Linked DNA regions of Homo sapiens: region 1 is linked to region 2. Evidence: chromatin contacts called from ENCODE Hi-C or POLR2A ChIA-PET data. All regions are on one chromosome and are shown on one strand. The core of a region is the stretch at or near the end of the contact, and the rest is flanking DNA. Distances in the headings are between cores, read along the strand shown. Region 1 has its middle 26 kb from the start of ASL. Region 2 has its middle 30 kb from the start of LINC03129.

The links. A loop is a pair of places that touch in the nucleus more often than their neighbours do. ChIA-PET counts read pairs that join two places held with the same protein, here RNA polymerase II (POLR2A). Pooled maps may share reads with other maps.
Region 1: a map with no recorded cell type shows a loop between it and region 2 (2.0-fold over the local background). The contact joins two enhancer-like sites. A Hi-C loop is called at or near these places in 4 of 37 single-sample maps with no recorded cell type and 4 of 50 pooled maps. POLR2A ChIA-PET finds 5 or more read pairs at or near these places in 1 of 52 experiments (WTC11).

The regions. Positions count from the first base shown.
Region 1 is chr7:66,047,777-66,052,570 of GRCh38, reverse strand. No RefSeq gene overlaps it. Among named protein-coding and RNA genes, the nearest start is that of ASL, 26 kb to the left of the region's middle. RefSeq lists a silencer at 572-750. Within about 2 kb of position 1,375, at least 7 of the 41 ENCODE cell types and tissues checked have a DNase peak (open chromatin) inside an H3K27ac peak, as active enhancers do.
Region 2 is chr7:65,807,726-65,812,055 of GRCh38, reverse strand. No RefSeq gene overlaps it. Among named protein-coding and RNA genes, the nearest start is that of LINC03129, 30 kb to the left of the region's middle. Within about 2 kb of position 2,240, at least 2 of the 41 ENCODE cell types and tissues checked have a DNase peak (open chromatin) inside an H3K27ac peak, as active enhancers do.

The DNA.
Region 1 (4,794 bases), core at 126-2,625, 240 kb before region 2:
ACTTGTTTTCTTAATCCCTGTGCTACAGAAATTATACTAGACTAAAATATAAAGGGTTTTTGTTTTGTTTTGTTTTTGTTTTGTTTTGAGACATAGTGTTGCTCTGTCACCCAGGCTGGAGTGCAGAAGCACAGTCTCGGGTCACTGCAACCTCCACCTCCCAGGTTCAAGTGATTCTCCTGCCTCAGCCTCCCAAGTAGCTGGGATTACAGGAAACCACCACCACACCTGACTATTTTTTGTATTTTTAGCAGAGATGGGGTTTCACCATGTTGGCCAGGTTGGTCTCAAACTCCTGACCTCTGGTGATCTGCTCGCCCTGGGCTCCCAAAGTGCTGGGATTACAGGTGTGAGCCACTGTGTCCGGCCGGGATTTATTAATAAGCACTTTTTTTTTTTTTGAGATGGAGGTTCACTCTTGTTGCCCAAGCTGGAATGCAGTGGCACAATTTCAGCTCACTGCAACCTCCACCTTCTGGGTTCAAGTGATTCTCCTGCCTCAGCCTCCCGAGTAGCTGGGATTATAGGCATAAGCCACCATGCCCTGCTAATTTTCTGTATTTTTAGTAAAACGGGGGTTTCACCATGTTAGCAAGGCTGGTGTCGAACTCCTGACCTCAGGTGATCCGCCCACTTTGGCCTCCCAAAGTGCTGTGATTACAGGCGTGAGCCACTGTAATTTTTTTTTTTTTTTTTTTTTTTTTTGAGATGGAGTCTTGCTCTGTCACCCAGGCTGGAGTGCAGTGGCATGATCTCAGCTCACTGCAGCCTCCACCTCCCAGGTTCAAGTGATTCTTCTGCCTCAGCCTCCTGAGTAGCTGGGATTACAGGCAAGTGCCACCACGCCCAGCTAATTTTTGCATTTTCAGTAGAGACAAGGTTTCACTATGTTGTTCAGGTTTGTCTCAAACTCCTGACCTCAGGTGATCCACCTGGCTCGGCCTCCCAAAATGCTCGGGCACTACGCCTGGCCCCTTTTTTTTTTTTTTTTTTTTTTTTTTGTATTTTAGTAGAGATGGGGTTTCACTGTGTTGCTCAGGCTGGTCTCGAACTCCTGAGCTTAGGCAATCTGCCTGCCTAGGCCTCCCATAGTGGTAGGATTACAGGCGTGAGCCATGGCGCCCGGCCTTTTCTTTTTCTTTTTTTTAAAGAGACAGTATCTCCCTCTGTCACCCAGACTGGAGTGCAGTGTTGCTCACTGTAACCTCAAACCTTAAGGCTCAGGTGGTTCTTCCGCCTCAGCCTACTGAATAGCTGGGACTACAGGCACATGCCACCCTGCCTGGCTAATTTTTTGTAGAGACATGGTCTCACTGTGTTGCACCATCTGGTCTTGAATTCCTGGGCTTAGGCAATCCTCCCACTTTGGCCTTCCAAAGTGCTGGGGTGACAGGCATAGGCATGGCATCTGGCCAATAAGCATTCTTATGCAGTGTTTACTAAGCGCCAAGCACTATCTCAAGCACTTTTCTGGGGACTGTGTATGTTTATGGGAAAAAGCCTACAGCAGAGGCCCCAGGAGACAGGCCTGCCTGGAGGGCTGGGTTGGGAGTGGAGAGCAGGCCCCCTCAGGACCATGGAGCCTCCAGGACACAGTCCTTCCTCCCAAGGAAGTTAAGGCAGAGTTAAGGTTCCTGCTTGGTTGGAAGGTCCAAGGGGCAGTCCTGAGTGGGACACTGTGACTGTCACTCTGATTGTCCCCCTACAAGGCCCCATGGACTCCAGCAGCCAGAGAATGAAGATAATAATAAATTAAAGCATCTCAAGGCATCTGCAGAAATCGTGTCAGGCAGGAGGCCATGCCTCAGGGCGCAGGAATAACAGCAGCCTGGCCTGCCGCAGCAAGATAGCAGCCCCTACTGCAGAGGCTGGTGGCAGCCACCATTGGGGGCACAGACTCTGGGGGTGCTCGTGCATGCGTGTGTGTGTGTGTGTGTGTGTGTGCATATCATACTTTGAGACACCTGGATCTATCTAGGAGGTATCTGAGAGGTACTCAGCCTCCTGCAGAAAAGGTGGGGACGGACCTGGAGAAGCAGCATTTTGTAACCTTGGACCCTGAGTGAGCAGGAGACAGACTGCACAGAACAACAGATATATACGGGAATGTACTGATTTTCTCTTACTGCAGTAACAAACTGCTGCACAAAACCCCACAAATTTATTGTCTTAAAATTTTATAGGTTAGAAGAAGGGTCCCCAAACCTTGAACCACAAACCAGTACTAGTCTGTGGCTTGCTACGAACCATGTCGCACAGCAAGAGGTGAGTGGTAGTCGAGCGAGCAAAGCTTCTTCTGTATTTACAGCAGCTCCCCATTGCTCACACTCCCACATGAGCTTTGCCTCCTGTCAGATCAGTGGCAGCATTAGATTCTCATAGGAGCGTAAACCCTATTGTGAACAGCGCATGCACGGGATCTAGGTTGTGGGCTCTTTATGAGAATCTAATGTCTGATGATCTGTCACTATCTCCCATCACCCCCAGATGGGGCTGTCTAGTTGCAGGAAAACAAGCTCAGGGCTCCCACTGATTCTACATGATGGTGAGTTGTATAATTATTTCATTATCTATTACAATGTAATCATAATAGAAATAAAGTGCACGTTTAATGTAATGTGCTTAAACCATCCTGAAACCTCCCTGCCTCCTAGTCAGTGGAAAAACTGTCTTCCACAAAACAAGTTCCTGGTGCCAAAAAGGTTGGGGACCACTGGATTAGGAGTCGATATGGTTTAGATCTGTGTCCCCACACAAATCTCATGTCGAATTGTAATCTCCAGTGCTGGAGATGGGGCCTGGTGGGAGGTCATTGGATCATGGGGGCGAAGTTCTCATGAATGGTATAGCACCATCCCTTTGGTGCTGTTCTTGCAATAATGAGTGAGTTTTCACGACACCTAGCTGTTTAAAAGTGTGTAGCTTCGGCTGGGCATGGTGGCTGATGCCTGTAATCCCAGCACTTTGGGAGGCCGGGGTGGGCAGATCACCTGAGGCCAGGAGTTGGAGACCAGCCTGGCCAACATGGTAAAACCCTGTCTCTACTAAATATACAAAAATTAGCCGGGTGTGCTTGTGCGTGCCTGTAATCCCAGCTACTCGGGAGGCTGAGACAGGAGAGCCACTTGAACCCAGGAGGTGAAGGTTGCAGTGAGTCAAGATTGCGCCATTGCACTCCAGCCTGGGCTGGAGTGAGACTCGGTCTCAAAAAAATTAAATAAGGCCAGGCGTGGTGGCTTACGTCTGTAATCCCAGCACTTTGGGGGGCTAAGGCAGGCAGATCATGAGGTCAGGAGTTCGAGACTAGCCTGGCCAACATGGTGAAATCCTGTCTCTACCAAAAATTAGCTGGGTGTGGTGGTGCACGCTTGTAATCCCAGTCCATCAGGAGGCTGAGGCAGGAGAATCGCTTGAACCTGGGAGGTGGAGGTTGCAGTGAGCCGAGATCGTGCAACTGCACTCTAGCCTGGGTGACAGAGGGAGACTCCGTCTCAAAGAAAATAGAGAAATAAAATAATAACAAAAAAGTATGTAGCTCCTCCCCTCCTCTCTTGCTCCTGCTCCCCCTTGCCTTCCGCCATGAGTAGAAGATCCCTGAGGCCTCCCCAGAAGCAGATGCTGCCATGCTTCCTCTAGAGCCGTTGGAACTGTAGGCTAATTAAACAATCTTTCTTTATAAATTACCTAGTCTCAGGTATTTCTCTTTTTCTCTTTACTTTTGTGTGTGTGTGTGTGTCGCCTAGGCTGGAGTGCAGTGGCGCAATCTCAGGTCACTGCAAACTCCACCTCCTGGGTTCAGGCAATTCTCCTGCCTCAGCCTCCCCAGTAGCTGGAATTTCAGGTGTGCGCCACCATGCCCAGCTAATTTTTTTGGATTTTTTTTTTTTTTTTTAGTAGAGATGGGGTTTCATCATGTTGGCCAGGCTGGTCTTAAACTCTTGACCTCGTGATCTGCCCGCCGTGGCCTCCCAACATGCTGGGATTACAGATGTGAGCCACTGTGCCTGGCCTTCAGGTATTTCTTTATTGAAGTGTGAGAACGGACTAATACAGAAGTCCTACATGAGTCTCACTGGGCTAAAATCAAGGTGTTGGTAGGGCTGCAGTCCTTTCTGGAAGCTTCAGAGGAGAATCTGTTTTCTTGCCTTTTTCAGCTTCTAGAGGTTACCTACACTTCTTGGCTCATGGTCTCTTCCTCTACCATCAAAGGCAGGAACATTGCATCTCTCAGACCATTCTTCCCTAGCCACACCTCCCTTGGGTTCTGACATTAGCTGAGAATGATTCTATGCTTTTAATGACCCCTGTGATTAGGTTGATACCATGTAGAAAATCCAGGATAATCTTTTCTTTGCATCTCAAGGCCCATACCCTTAATTGTCATGGTGATCAGCGACTATTCAGGGCCAGAGGTGCAGACAGTAAAAAGAACTTTTACTTGGCTCACTGCAGCCTTTGCTTCCCAGGCTCAAGCGGTTCTCCTACTTCAGCCTCCTGAGTAGCTGGGATTACGGGTGCCAGCCACCATGCCCGGCTAATTTTTGTATTTTTAGTAGAGATGGGGTTTCACCATGTTGGCCAGGCTGGTCTTGAACTCCTGGACTCAAGTGATCCACCCACCTTGGCCTCCTGAAATGATGGGATGACAGGTGTGAGCCACTGCGCCCGGCCTCCTGGGTACCATTTGAACACCCAGCTAACTCCCTACTCTAAGTCACACCTGAGCCATTTTATCATGGGGGCTGTCAGAGGCACTGCTCTTTTCCACTGAAGCCCATACCTAATCCCTCGGCC
Region 2 (4,330 bases), core at 991-3,490:
GAGGCTGAGGCAGGAGAATTGCTTGAACCCAGGAGGTGGAGGTTGCAGTGAGCTGAGACTGTGCCATTGTACTCCAGCCTGGGTGACAGAGCAAAACTCCATCTCAAAAAAAAAAAAAAAAAAAAAAAAGAAAAGAGAATATAAAAAATTTAAAGAAGAAAAAAATGTTAAAATAAAATTTTCTCCTAAAGAGCACTCAAAAGCACACTCCCACCAATGCTGGATCTATTTATCTCTCTCTTGCTTTTTTTTTTTCTGAGATAGGGTCTCTCACTCTATCACCCAGGCTGCAGTATAGTGGCAAGGTCATGGCTCACTGAGGCTTTCAATTCCTGGACTCAAGCTATCCTCTCACTTCAGCCTCCTAAGTAGCTGGGATTGTAGGTGCATGCCACCATGCCTGGCTAATTTTTTTCATTTTTTGTAGAGAGGGTGTTCTCACTATGTGGCCCAGGCTGGTCTTGAACTCCTGGGTCAAACTAATCCTCCCGCCTTGGCCTCCCAAAGTGCTGGGATTATAGGCTTTAGCCACTGTGCCCAGTCTATTTATCTTTCTATAACTCACATATTAAATCTTCCTCCTTAAATTGCCTCCTACCCACCCATCTGCAGGGATAGCAAACACAGGTATCAGCGGGTCAGGCAACCTACGTGAGGGAAGGAGGCTGGAGTAATGTGGGAGAAGGGGGGAAACCGTAGCAAACTGCAAGGTATTCACTTCAACAGTTCTTCAACACTGTGATGGTCAAACCAAACACAGAAACAGGAAGCCCAGTTCAGTCACCAGCAGCCAACGTGGGATATTTCATCTACATGCTACAAGGCAAACTGCTTAGGATGAATGACCTGGTCTCCACCAATCTACTCTTGGGGTCCAGCTGCTCCTGCCCAAGTCCCTACACTCTACTGACATGACCCACATTCACAGTACTCTCCTGACACCTTTTCTTGTTCACTTTTTTTTTCCCCAACAAATTTTTTTTTTTTTTTTTTTTTACTTTTTTTGAGACAGAGTCCCCCTCTGTCACACAGGCTGAAGTATAGTGGGGTGATTATGGCTCACTGCAGCTTCCATCTTCTGGGATCAAGTGATCCTCCCACCTCAGCCTCCCAAGTAGTTGGGATTACAGGCATGTACCACCACAACTGGTTAAGTATATTATTTTTCCTTTTTCTTTCTTTTTTTTTTTTTGTTGTTGAGATGAAGTCTCACCCTGTCACCCAGGCTGGAGTGCAGTGGGGCGATCTCGGCTTACTGCAACCTCCAACTCCCAGGTTCAAGCAATTCTCCTGCCTTAGCCTCCCAGGTAGCTAGGATTACAGGTGTATGCCACCATTCCTGGCTAATTTTTGTATTTTTAGTAGAGATGGGGTTTCACCATGTTGGCCAGGCCGGTCTTGAGCACCTGACCTCAGGTGATCCACCCACATCGGCCTCCCAAACTGCTGGGATCACAGGCACGAGCCACTGCACCCAACCAGTTTATTATTTTTTCTAGGGACAGGTTCTCACTATGTTGCCCAGGTTGGTCTTCAACTTCTGGGCACAAGCAATCCCCTGGCCCCCTCCTCCCAAAGTGCTGGAATTACAGGCTTGAGCCAACACATCAGGCTCTAACAAATATTTCTTGAGCACCTACTACATACCAGGCACTATAATAGGTGCCCAGGAAACAGCAGTGAACAAGGTGTAAGAGTTTCTGCCCTCACAGAGCTTATAGGGTAGCAGGAAATTGATATAGTTTCAATGTTTGTCTCCTCCAATTCTCATATTGAAATTAAATCCCTAATGTTGGAGATGGTGCCTGGTGAGAGGTGTGTGGGTCATGGGGGCAGATCCCTCATGAATGGCTTAGTGCCCTCCCCATGGTAATAAGTGAGTTCTCTCTCTACTAGTTCATGTGAGAGCTAACTGTTTAAAGAGCCTGGCACCTCCTCCCCTCTCCCTTGCTCCGTCTTCTCACCAAGTGACGTGCCGGCTCCTCCTTCTCCTTCTACCATGAGTGGAAACCTCCTGAGGTCCTCACCAGCAGATGCTGGCACTATGCTTTTTTTTTTCTGAGACAGGGTCTCACTCTGACACTCAGGTTAGAGAGCAGTGGTGTAATTATGGCTCACTGCAACCCTGACCTCCTGGGCTAAAGAGATCTTTTTACCTTAGCCTCCCAAGTAGCTGGGACCATAGGCATGCATTAGGCATGCATCAGTGCACCATCATGCCTGGCTGATTTTTTTTTTTTTTTTAGTAGAGACAATGTCTCACCATGTTTCCCAGGCTGGTTTCAAACTTCGGGGCTCAAGCAATCCTCCTGCCTCAGCGTCCCAAAGTGCTGGGATTACAGGTGTGGGCCACTGTGCCCAGCCTGGCACCATGCTACTTGTATAGTCTGCAGAACTGTGAGCCAAATAAACTGTTTTTCTTTATAAAGTACCCAGCCTCAGGTGTTTCCTTATAGCAATGCAAAATGTACTAATCTAGGAATCGTATGCCAGCACTTACCAGACTGTGATGAGCATGTGACAGAAGTACAGAGTGGGACTGAAACGTTCCCCAGGGGCTTCTTGTTGCATCAGAGAGAGTGGGGTGAGACATCTCGGCTGAGGCTAAAGATGAGTAAAGACGAGAGTGAAAGAGTGATGATGGGGGTAAGGACAGGGTTTCCTGAAGAAGGACCAGTAAAGTCCCCCAAGAAAACTGTGAGGTCACTTCCTGGAAATCACCAGCATCCCATTTCCCATTGGCAAGGAGCTCAGCATGGTCCCTTGGATAACCAAACCTATGCCCAAATCCCATCTGTGTGAGTCTATCTGCCGGGACCCTTCTTAGCATATTAGAGTCCAATCAGGAGACAAAAACCACTCAAAAGTTTAAAGTGGTAAAATTTAATACAGAGAATTATTCATTATAACAGGGCAACAGCATAATAAGAGATTGGCTACCAAAAAGTAAGAAGAACTCTAGAGAACACAGGACTATCAGAGGCCAGGCATGGTGGCTCATGCTTATAATTCCAGTAATATGAAAAGCCAAGGCAGGAGGATTGCTTCAGGCCAGGAGTTTGAGACCAGCCTGGGAAACACAGTGAGACCCTGTCTCTACCAAAGAAAAAAAAAATAGCCAGGTGTGGTGGTGCACACCTGTAGTCCTAGCTACTTGGGAGGCTGAGGTGGGAGTATTGCTTGAGCCAGGGAGGTCATGGCTGCAGTGAGCTATGATTTCGTCACTGTGCTTTAGCCTGGGCAACAGAGGGAGACCCTGTCTCAAAAAAAAAAAAAAAAAAGTATAGGACCAGCTGATACAATGAACAGTAACTGCCCCTACTGTCCCTATGATGAGATGGAGTGACCAAGAAAGGGACTCTTCACTAGGGCTGAGATCCAGTCACCCTTGGAGAGGGCACAGTCATGGGTAATTCAATGGCAGAATTGCTGCATTACCACATGGTGGAACATGCTAGCAATCTGCCCTCTGGAATTTGCTGAAAATCTGCCTTCTATGGTGCTAGATTAAGCTATGAATGAACAGTTGTCTCACTACAAAACCACCCATGCAGGTTCAGAGAAACTGCTGGTCACTGGGTGCTGCTGAGCACCGTGCAGGGCAGGAGCCCAGTGCTGGACAAGCTCAGTGGCTGTGGAGATTGACACACTACAATCAGAAAGAACAGCCTCTTACAAAGTCCCTCTAGCACAATGTAGTGACAACATTTAATAATGTACCAGCTGATAGAGGAAGCATATAAGGAACCCACGTCTATGTTTGCAGAGCCGGCAGTGAAGGGTGAATTTGGAACTGATGGGCAGTCATTGGATGGATAGCTGGTACATGACACATTTCAATCTAGCAAGGAAAAAAGGAAGAGAGAAAAGAGATAGAGGACCAGGCATGGTGGTTCACTCCTATAATCCCAGCAGTTTGGGAGGCCAAGGCAGGTGGATCACTTGGGTCCAGGAGTTCGAAATCCAGCCTGAGTGACATAGTGAAACCCTGTCTCTACTAAAAATAAAAAAAATTAGCTGAGTGTGGTGGCTTGTGACTGTAGTCCCAACTGCTCAAGAGGCTGAGGTAAAAGGATCCCAAGTGTCTGAGAGTTCAAGGCTGGAGTGAGCCATGATCACACTATTGCACTCCTGCCTGGGTGACACAGCGAGATCCTGTCTCAAAAAAAGAAATGCTGGTGAAAATTTGAAGAAATTGGAACCCACATACATTATAGGTGGGAACAAAAAATGGTTTAACCACTTTGTTTGGGTGTTTCTTTTTTGTCATTTTAATTTGATTTTTTAAAAAATCGAGATAGGATCTCACTATCTTGCCCAGGCTGGTCTC